2 separate regions of the Homo sapiens genome follow, and region 2 is linked to region 1. The links are chromatin loops, found by intact Hi-C in ENCODE. Cell type or tissue: Calu3. All regions are shown on one strand. Links, peaks and the distances in the headings refer to the core of each region. The heading gives the core; the rest is flanking DNA.

Region 1 (5,380 bases), core at 310-5,309:
AATCCTCATAACGCCCCCATTTCATCCTCATTTTACAGATAAGGAAATCAAGGTACAGAGAGTTTTGGCAATTTCCCAAGGTCTCAAAGGTAGAAGGTGGCAAAGTCAGGCATCCTGGGTCCAGAATCCACTATGCAAATGACTCTCAAGCCCGGCTGCATTTTAGAATCATCCAGGGGAGCTTTAAAAAAACACTAGTGCCCAGGTCCCACCTTAGACCAATTAGATTAGAATCCCAGGGGGCCAGGACTGAGTACGGGGATTCTAGACCAGTGCTTCTCACTCCAACATGCTAATAAATCACTTGGTGATCCTGTTAAAATGCATATCCTGCTTCTACAGGTCCGGGCTGGGGCCTGAGATTCTGCAGTTGGGACAAGCTCACAGATGCTACTGATGCTGCTGGTCCCTGGAACTCACCTTGAGTAGCAAGGTTCAGGACCTGCACTGCCCAGCACGGTAGCCACTGGCCACAGGTAGCGATGGAGCACTCAAAATGTGGCCAGTGAGACTGAGTTGCACTGTAAGTGTGCATTACACACTGGGTTTCGAAGACAATACAAAAAAGGGCAAAATATCTCAATAATTAAAAATATGGATTAGATGTTGAAAAGTAGTATTTTTGATATGTTGAATTAAATGTATTCAGATTAATTTCAGTTGTTTCTACTTTTTAATGTGGCTACTAGAAAAGTTACAATTACATCCAGGCCTTGTGACAGTCCTATGGGGTAGTGCTGCTCTAGACCACTTGCCTTTCTCTAACTGTAGTTAGCAGCTGACATTTGCTGAGTGCTAAGGGTTCAGCACTTCTCTAAGTACTTGGCTCATCTGAGTTTCCTTTTTTTTTTTTTTTTTGAGATGGAGTCTTGCTCTGTTGCCCAGGCTGGAGTACAGTGGTGCAATCATCTGAGTTTCATAGCAACCCAGTCAGAGAGAAGACATCTCTCAAAAGAGGGGAAAATGCAGAGATAAATTCAAAGAAAAGAATTCACTTTGAGTTTTAAAGAAAGGAAGTCCCCCAAGGGCCTTCAAACACTTGAAACTCAGTAGGCTCTTCAGAATTAACTCATCTTTGGAGGATTAGGGTTCAGAATGGCTCACTAATGCACAGCCAAGGACCCAGAATTGGGGATTTTAGCACTGGAAAGTAGAAGGCATCATAGGAGCTTCCTGAGAACAAAGTTGTTTGCATTACAAAACAGTGGTAGCAATAGTTTTATCCATGTATTCACTTCAAGGAAAGAGAGAATGGATACGGATGAAGCAAAATCAAAATTCACTGAATGACCCCCAAATTGCATTTACAAAGAAAGGCTTCACTGATCTGTAGCAATAATCCTACTCACACCCCCTGCAAGGTCACAGAGTGATGCTATATTGGCGCATGTGCACACAGGCCTGGGCATCCAAATACAGTCTCTTCCCTAAGCATACTAAGCGAGGAAAGAGCTATGCTAAAAAGCGCCGGTCGTTGTCTTTGGACTGTGCTCAGTTTTCTTCCCAGGTGCTCAGCCCCTAGCCCACCCTTAGACCAGAGTCTCTGTAACCAGGATGCAGATTTCTTCCTAAGGAAGGAAGCCTTGAATAACAGGGAAAACTCCCAAAGTGAACAATCCCTCTTTGATTATTCCATATAGTCACCCCTCAGTGCCAGTTTGTGAATCTCACAAGACTGCCTTTCTGTCCCCACTAATTTGTGGTCAAGCTTCAGTGAAAAAGAAACAACAATAAAACTCCAAATCAATATGGTCCATCTTATTTACAATGTCTGGAAACAAAAATATATCCCTTTCCTATCAAAATCTAAACTATACTCATGACAGAGATTGAGTACTTTGGAGGAAATGCTGAGACTCTGGAGTGGATTCCCCAAAAGCCATGTGAACAATGCCTGAAGCCATTGTAGCCTCACCAAAACAAGTGTTCCAGAACTTAGGCTGACAGTGTTGAAGGAGACCGCATCCATTGGGATGCACAGGGTCTCACAGCCACTGTAATATAAAATGGTGTGTTAACAGCTGTTGTCTCTGGGTGGTTAGGATTGTGAGTCTCCTCCTTTCTTTTTAGTTAACTATTAGTTTCTGAGAGTTCTGCAATAGTACACCTGGCCTTTGCAAAACAGAAAAAAGAATTTTACTTAAAAAATGCATTTCTTTTATATTAGTGTGCTGTATAATGAATGTATATAGCACATTCATTAATTTGTTGAGGGCCTCAAGGAATTTAAATCTAGTAGCGGAAATAAAAGAGCCATGCAAATAAATGTTATGCATGTTTAAAGGTGACAGATGTCATGCGCCCATATAAAATCATGTCATCTTGTGGCCCTAAAGGCAGAAACGTTCATGCATGGGAACATCAGACAACAATTACACTGTTAAAGTATTCTTCTCGTGTGAAACCCTTTCCTACAGAAGGTGGCCCCTCAGGACTCTGCTCATACAGTGAATCTGCAAACCATCATTGTCTTCTCCTGCACTCCATTAGGCAGGGCTGGTCTACCCAGGCTTCTATCAGCTTCAGAGAATGGGAGTGCCAAGCACTGCAACTAGGAGGAGGTAAATCATTAACTGCGCCAAAGGCGTCCTGGCATTCCATTAGCAAGCATACTGGCCCCCTGCAGCAGGGCCAGCTCTGGTGGCTCACTGGGCTCTGGGGCATCAATGATTAACTGGGGACATTGCAAACGTTCCAGACCTCAGGGACACAATCCTTCTGTCTCTTTCTCTTTTCCTCTCACTTTCTACACATACCCCAAGCTTACCTCTGAAATGCCCTCTTAAAATAAATATTTAGGGATTTGAAAATATGCTGAAACTGGCATCACTTAAGAAAGTTGCAGTTCACTATGATACTTTTATAGCACATTGGACCTGAAGCAAAGGCAGGAATTTTTGTGACCTTGTTCAGTTCCAAGGTCTGAATGATTTGAAACTTTAATACTTGCCCTCCCAATATGGAAAATCAATCCGTTTTTACTGTCTGCCACTACCCTGGACCTCTGGGTGGTGAAGGAATAAGCCTGGGTTCACATCCTTGGGATGCATGACAACAGCCCTGCCCTCCCAGGTTGCCTTATCTGCTGTCATCACTGGCCTTCCACCAAGAAGTCATAGCTGGGATTTTTACAGTCAGGATCTTCATCAAGAGCCAGTAAAAACTCTTTGGTCCTGTAGTTTTCAGAGGGCTGCCATGTATAGACTCTTACTTGACTCTTGCAGCTATGACGGAGATGTCTTTGGTTTGGATACCCAGAAGCAGAACCTCAGATAGGGCTTCAGAGACCCCTTCCTGCAAGTCCTCACCAACACTCACAGCAGCTGGGAATGGGCCTAATGAAGGTATACGGGTAGGGCACCAACAATGTCCACAACAGCTCACAAAGCCAGTCGTTTTACTGGGCCCATGTAGCCTAGAAAAGAGGCCTGGAGAAGTAGATGGTTTGCCATGATCTCACATGGCAGCTTAAATGGCAGATTGGAGACCATAATTTTGGTTTCCAGGTTGAGTGGTTGTCTCCATGCCTCATCGTAAATTCATGTTTTTGGTGAGGTAAGTTCTGTAGAACCAAAAGTATTCATAAGCGTCTATCTCCAAGAGACCCTAAATCCCTTATAGGTTAAAGCAATATCTGCTCCCCACTTTTGGAAAGTGTCAAATGGTTCACCAAGGTTATAATCACACCATAAGCAAGTCTTGGGCTATTCCCTTGTTTTCGTAATAGGACAGGATTGGTGCCTGCCAGGTGTGTACCTAAGACACCCCTAGGAGAGTCAGTGTGGTACAGAGAGGCTAGTATGCAAGCCAAGGCCTGCACACTCTGGGCCTGGCTTGGTGTCCTAGCTTTCTTGGGTTGTAATTCCTTCCTTGTATTAAGGAGGAAATTGCTTTTGGTATCTAAGGTTCCTCCCATCTCTGAAGTATTATGGTTTTAAATGGTGACCCACTTAGCTTCTTAGGGAAGATTCTTTCCTTTCCCCTGCATTCTCCTCTGGGTCCAACCCACAGCCTTAGTACCCTCTAATCCTCCATATGAGAAAACCAAGTAACCACAGAAGAAATGCTCACAAACATGAATAGACAGCCCTGAGTTTTCACCACAATGAGTTTTGGAAATGGCACCAAAGAGGGTCACTCTAAGGAGAGAATCGCATTCTTGACACAGTAACCACATTTAATTGGAGGTTGTATTCTTGAACAAAAGCCCGGTATCAAATAAATCAAGGGTATAACCAACAACTTGTCATAAAAATAAAGATATAGTCACCATAACCCCTATAATAATTTTAAATAGTAAAACTGTGCTCCAGCTTCATAAAATGTCCTCAAAAACCTTTATGGCCTCAAAAGGCCTTTAAAAGGAATGAGGGCTCATTCTGTGCTTGCTGAAGGTTGAGGAGAAAGCTGAGCTGCAGGCAGGCAGTCGCTTGGCCACTGCATTCTACCTGCCTGTCTCACTTGAGAGGCAGTTTCCAGAACCTGGTGCTGCCTTGAGATTTACTTAATGACTAAAAGCAAAACATCTGTTAGAGCACTAAACATTTTGGTTTTTCTCTAACATATATCAAGGGCTTTCAACTTATCCTCAGTTGCTTAGGACGGGCTACCATAGCCTGTGCTCAGAGCAGGGGCAAATTCTTTGTCCCTATAGGTCCTCCAAGACTCAAAGCAACATATCCATCTTCTCCAAGCTTGGTGAGTAGCAGAAAGGGGGTGATTGTGCTGATTCTGCAGATCTGCCGCATGTCTTTTTTGTCTGGCAGGGCCTGGCGCAATGCACACACTACAAACCCACACAGCTGCAGGGCACAGCTGCGGTGGCCCAACCGCAGATAGGTCACATGAGCAGGAAGAAGGAACTGAGGCTCTGCCCACATCAGGGATGGAGGAAGACCAGGAAGGAGAGAAAGCAGGATTGAGCTGAGGCCAGGGAGAAAACAGACTGCCCAGCAGGACACTGGGGATTGGGAAGATGCACCAAGAAGATATGAGCAGTGAGCTGAAGAATCTTTAGGGCTGGGAACAACAGACCCGAGGGGTTGCCACTGAGTATTTACTTGATTGTTAAGTAACTGAAGGGATGCTGGGAAAGGCTGGGCCTGGAGGAGGGGACATTAAGGAATTCTTCTAGATGGACATCTCCCCTAAGCTGACAAAGCCTCATTCTGCAACACTGTCTATGTATTCATGATTGTTGCCTGCCTGCCTGTAACACATTACTGTGAACTTCTTACCCTGTTACAAGTGTTGTTTCTCCTATGATAAAAGACTAGAAGAGGACTGGTGATTAAAAACTGAAAAATAGTAGGAAATAAAACCAATGGTGCTGAGGGATTAGCTGAAGAAGAATCAATCTTCTTCTGCCCCATCTCCAAGT
Region 2 (5,380 bases), core at 105-5,104, 63 kb after region 1:
GATCAAGGCCTTGTCTCCCCAGCTGCAATGCCTATGAGCAGGACCTGGGTTTGTACATCTTTGGATCTGCACACAGTAAGTTCTTAATACACACTTGCTGAGGACAGAGTTTTATAATGATATCAACACTTCCTGGGAGGATGGTGGGAGCACTGGTGTGCACATCAGTATGCATTGATGGCATACATCCTATGGGTCTCCCATATGTATGTATGGCATATGTATGCATGCATGGAAGCATGAAGTAGGCGCTGAAGTCAGCCAGCTCTGGCACCACACTGCCTGGCTTCCAGCCCCAGCTCTGCTGCAAGACCTTCAGCAAAGTTCTTGGACCTCTTTCAGCTCATGTCCTCCCTATAATGGGGGGAAGATGGTAACAACACTTGTCTCAGAGGTCATGAGGACTGAAGTCCTCAACACAGTGCTGGTTCCCTGGAAGCCCTCCTTAAATGTGGCCTGTTGCAGCTATAACCATAGCACCAATTGGGTGCTAAATGAACCAGCTATTAGGCGACAGAGTCAACATTAAACCAAGAGAAAACTTCCACACTCCAGGGAACCAACCTGAAATTGAAGATGTATTTCACTGGTTGGCCAGAAAAGTTAATAACATAAGACAGAAATTTTCATTTGTACATAAAAGAGAGGGAAAAAAAACTAGACAGACTTTCTCCTCCTTCTCCAAATATGCCAATAATAGAAATATGGCACAATGCCCCTGCCAAATCCAGGTTTCTGTAATGATGGGCACGTGCCAGAACTCAACCACAAACAGCCAGGCTGAGTTGGGGGGAGCAGAATTTGGGAATAAACACACACAGATCGGGGACTTTCCTGAAGTATGGACATTCCACAGACAGATCATTTCCGGTGCCACAGAAAGCTTCGGAATTTAAGAAGTCTGAAGGAGGGTGCAGTAGGGTGGGAAACAGAGCATGGGCCACAGCCAGCAGAAGGACAAAGGCCCAAGTTTGTAGAGGCTGCTGTTAGCACTGAGATTTAAGTGGAATGCTGTGCAGATTTAATATCAGTGGCGCAGATAAAATAATGTCAGCAGATTGGGTAATTAAAGCTTCTTGGCTCACTTCCTCACTCTCTCACTTTCTGGAAGGATGTTCAGAGGGAAAAGAGATGGGTGCAATAAACCAAGAATTCCTCAGGGTTATGAGGATATTTTTAGTTTCTCCTGACATCTAGGATAGCAGAGATATTATTTCAGGATCAGATCTTGACTATGCCCTTTACACTGGGCTAAGCATCACTCTTTAAAACCCTTTGATGAAAATGAGATTCTTTTAAAGATGTCCACAGAGTAATTAAGACAAGACTACTTCTGGGGAGTCTTTAGCCCCTAGCAGAGGCCATTTCTAGCAGAGTGGAACATATACTGTGAAGCCAGTTGCCACCACTCCTGTTTCTTACCATCTCCCCAAATTCCTTTCCCTACCTGCCCAGGGTTCCCCTCTGGGCCTGCATCTGGATCAGATCTGCTCAGCCCAGGCCTACAGCTACACCAGGGGAGTTGTCAGGGGGCCGTAGCAAGGTCATCACAGAGCAGCACTGGCCCAACCACCTGTTCCCACTTGCTTTTTAAAGCTTGGGCTACTTGACAAGGAAAGAGTGAATCACAGAACCACAGAATCTTATTCTGTCCCAAACTGGGCAACAGTGGGCCTCATGTGTGCAACGAGATTTGCCAGGGTATAGCTGAGCCATGAGGCTGGTGATTACAGGCTGATAGCGGGTAAGGAACCAAAAATAGGGCAGGCCTGAGAGTGCGAGGAGCTGCAGAACTAACTCCTCCAGATCCTTAGGGTGGTCCTGGATTCTCAAGAGGTAAGGCACCCTCCTCACACATGCAGAAACCATCTCTGTGCATGTCCAACAGACCTGAGGCCTGAGGCTCCAAGAAGGGACAGGGGGCATGGCAGGGGAAGGAGTTCAGGTCACTGTTAGCAGGGTCAGCTCTCTTAGGAAAGGTCTAGAGAACCTCATTAGGGCCATCCTCTTCCATTGCCCAGCTCCTATAGCAGAGGGGTTTATTGTGGGGACCTTGACAGAGCCCAGACAGCACATCTTTGAAAGGTAACCACTGAGTTACCACTCTCACAGGTAGTCCATTCCCTTATGATGTCAGGGGGCACTGTATTATTCAAGAAATGATTTTTGCTGAGCCATGATATGCCTCCCCGTAAATGGACCCAATTCTGCCTCCTGCAGTCACACAGAGTGAACTCTCCTCTTCTATAAGACATGCCTACAAATGTTTGAAGACAGGCATCACTTATCCTTTATCATTCTGCAGATTAAACACAATCAGTCCCACTTCAACTATTTCTACTTGGCAGTTTTCAAATACATCCACTTCCTCTGGGCACACATTAGTTTGACTATGACCCTCTTGCTATGACTCTGAGGAATGAAGAAAGAACACAACCACAGGGAACCTGTAATCCCAGCACTTTGGGAGGCCAAGGCAAGTCGACCACTTGAGCCCAGGAGGTCGAGACAAGCCTGGACAACACGGCAAACCACAACTCTACAAAAAAACACAAAAATTAACTGGGAATGGTGGTGCATGCCTGTGGTCTCAGCCACTCAAGGGGCTGAGGCAGGAGGATTGCTTGAGTCCAGAAGGCAGAGGTTGTAGTGAGCAGAGATGGCACCTCTGCACTCCAGCCTGAGCGACAGAGCCAGACCCTCTCTCAAAAACAAAAACAAAAACCCACAACTCGCAACCACACAGTGGTTAAATGTGCAGATTTGAATCTCAGTTCTGTCACCCACTGTGCCTTAGTTTCCTCAGCAGCACCTGATAATCTTAGTTGTGGTGAATTAAATCAACAATTCATGGAGAGCTCTTAGAACTGTGCTTGGCACCTGATAAGCATCTAATTAAGTTTTAGCTACTTCTTAGCACAATGCTTACATTATAAGAAGTACATAATACATACACAAGTCCTCCACCTAGATATTCCAGTTCCCTGACTCACCAGCTTCCTTACCGATAAAACAACAACAGTACCACCCTGGGCAAGGCTGCTTTGAAACTTTGATGAGGCAAGAAATGAGAAGTCTCCTGGTCAGTGCTTGGTGCATGACAAGGATGAAATAAACATTAGCTTCCTTTCCTTTTTATTGATGCAACAGTTGGGAGACCATTCTTCATGTCTCTCACAGTTTTGCACATCTTGCAAGCAGAGGCACTGACTGCCTTTGTTCCCGACTATCTTTTCAAGAAGATTTGCATAGCAAACAGCCTTCAAAGAGAGAGTTTCCCTCAGGATGGAGCAAAGTGCAGGCACACTTACTGTTCATTACAGAGCTCTCAAGTTCCCTAGGCTCAGGAATTCTCTCCACTGTGTGTGCAGGTATCACCTGGCTCTCTTGGTGTCAACCTGTGGGGGTTGGAGCTCAAAGAACCAGTACAGGAAAATGATGATGTTCTGATTACTGTTACTGTTGTGAATCATAAAGTCCCTTATCTCTACCCCATGAGTCTCATCTTCTGCCAGCAGGTATGAAACTGTGGCAGGTTAACTCCTTAACTTGAAAGTATATGAAATCTAAGACCCTTCACAGCTATTAGCAAAAGCCTATAGAAAAGATAGTGGCAAAATAAACTCCTTTCCCATAGTCTTTATCTTAAAATGTCATCTACCCCTTCACATCCTAGCAACGTTTAGCTGACTTTTTAAAATTTTTAAGTAAAGAATGTTTCCTTATTTTCTTATTATTCCTGTTGATTTTCATCTTCTGGATTGTAATTCAAATTTCTGTTCATTTGAGATATTTCTAAGCCTCCTTTTTTTTTTTTTTTTTTTTTTGCAGGGGGCATTCTTTTGAAGACTCCTCTTTTTAAGTTCCTTTGTCTGAGATGCACAGACCATCATCTCTCCTTACATCCCATTCATTCCTCCCACCAAAACAGGTGCACCACCCTCCTTCTAAATCTAGTCTCTTAACTGTAGCATCAGACACCAGGTCTGTACTGAATAAAACTTACGGAGAGCTTCTAACTTCATTCAATTTGTTGGCAAGAGAACTGAAAGTTCTACCAGCATCCTAGGGTGCTCTTCTCCTCTCCCTTCATCCTTCACTGAGAGCACAGAGCAGGGCTCTCATGCTAACAACCCTGCCTGTAAAAGGTGGGGATGCATGACCTGAGGGTGTGACTCAGGCAAAGGCCAGCAGGACACCAGCTGTTGTAGTTGGGCAGAACAGGTAAGAACAGAAATCTGAGAAATCTGGCCTAGAACAGCTGACTAACCCACATCAAGCCAGGATCTAAGAACATGGTTGTATGAATGGGAGCAGGGAAGTACAGATACTGCCAGACTCACCTCAGGCACTAAGAAAAGGAGGGAACACAGTTAAGGATAAGGTTATGGAAATGCCTAATATAATTTCTACTCACCTCAGGCAGCTAAGTGGAAAGCTGGTAGATACAGAAGCAGTCATGGCTCCACGTCTTTTTCAGATACCCTAAATTAATGGGACATGATCTTCACTCCTGCCTCCTACCACTACTTCCACTGCCACTCATTTTTAGATCGAGGATTTGTGTGCATGATAAAGTCTAGCTTGCAGATACCCATGGACTATTCAGCTAAGCTACCAGTGATTGATTTCCTTCCTTCCTTCCTTCCTTCCTTCCTTCCCTCCTTCCTTCCTTCCTTCCCTCCTTCCTTCCTTCCTTCCTTCCCTCCTTCCTTCCTTCCTTCCTTCTTTCCTCTCTCTCTCTTTTATTCTTTTCTTTCTGACGAAGTCTGACTCTGTTGCCCAGGCTGGAATGCAGTAGTGCAATCTCGGCTCACTGCAACCTCTGCCTCCCAGGTTCAGGCAATTCTCCTGTCTCAGTTCCCCAAGTAGCTGGGATTACGAGTGTGCACCACCACACCTGGCTATTCTTTTTTTTGTATATTTAGTAGGGACAGGATTTCACCATGTTAACCAGGCTGGTGTCGAACTCCCGACCTCAAGTGATCCACCCACCTCGGTCTCCCAAAGTGCTGGGATTACAGGCGTGAGCCACCACGCCCGGCTGAGCTAACAGTGATTTTCAAAGTTTTCTCTCTTGCTTTCTATAATTACCCTCCCTCCCCACTACAAAATTGGTATATCTAAGTCTCAGCAACTGGTATGAAATTATAACTAATGATTCTTTTAAAAATAAATAAAAAATTAAAAAGCCAACAAAACTCTTGAACTATCATGCTTTGCTATTATTCATCTTTTTTTATATTTTGGGTTTTATTTTTAGATTTTACTGTCTAAAGATCTCTTATAATATATTTTAAGCAGGGCAGGGTATCCCAAGATCTCAACATCTGGTCATAAGTTACTTGCAGAGCTGTAGCATAGTTTTCTTTCTTTTGAA

Evidence for each region. Peaks named below come from ENCODE experiments on the same cell type or tissue, not always from the same donor. Only the 100,000 strongest peaks of a DNase experiment are listed, where the experiment ranks them.
Region 2: it touches region 1 in a loop (2.3-fold over the local background); 4 of 110 quality-filtered maps call a loop at or near these places.

What each region holds. Positions count from the first base shown.
Region 1 is chr3:123,752,636-123,758,015 of GRCh38, forward strand. All of the region lies in intron 4 of MYLK (myosin light chain kinase), which reads right to left. Among named protein-coding and RNA genes, the nearest start is that of MYLK-AS2, 66 kb to the left of the region's middle. In Calu3, for the core only: no CTCF peak of the experiment used is centred there; DNase peaks (open chromatin) are centred at 2,616 and 4,826.
Region 2 is chr3:123,815,983-123,821,362 of GRCh38, forward strand. The region is part of intron 3 of MYLK (myosin light chain kinase); the gene reads right to left. Among named protein-coding and RNA genes, the nearest start is that of MYLK, 66 kb to the right of the region's middle. In Calu3, for the core only: no CTCF peak of the experiment used is centred there; a DNase peak (open chromatin) is centred at 3,029.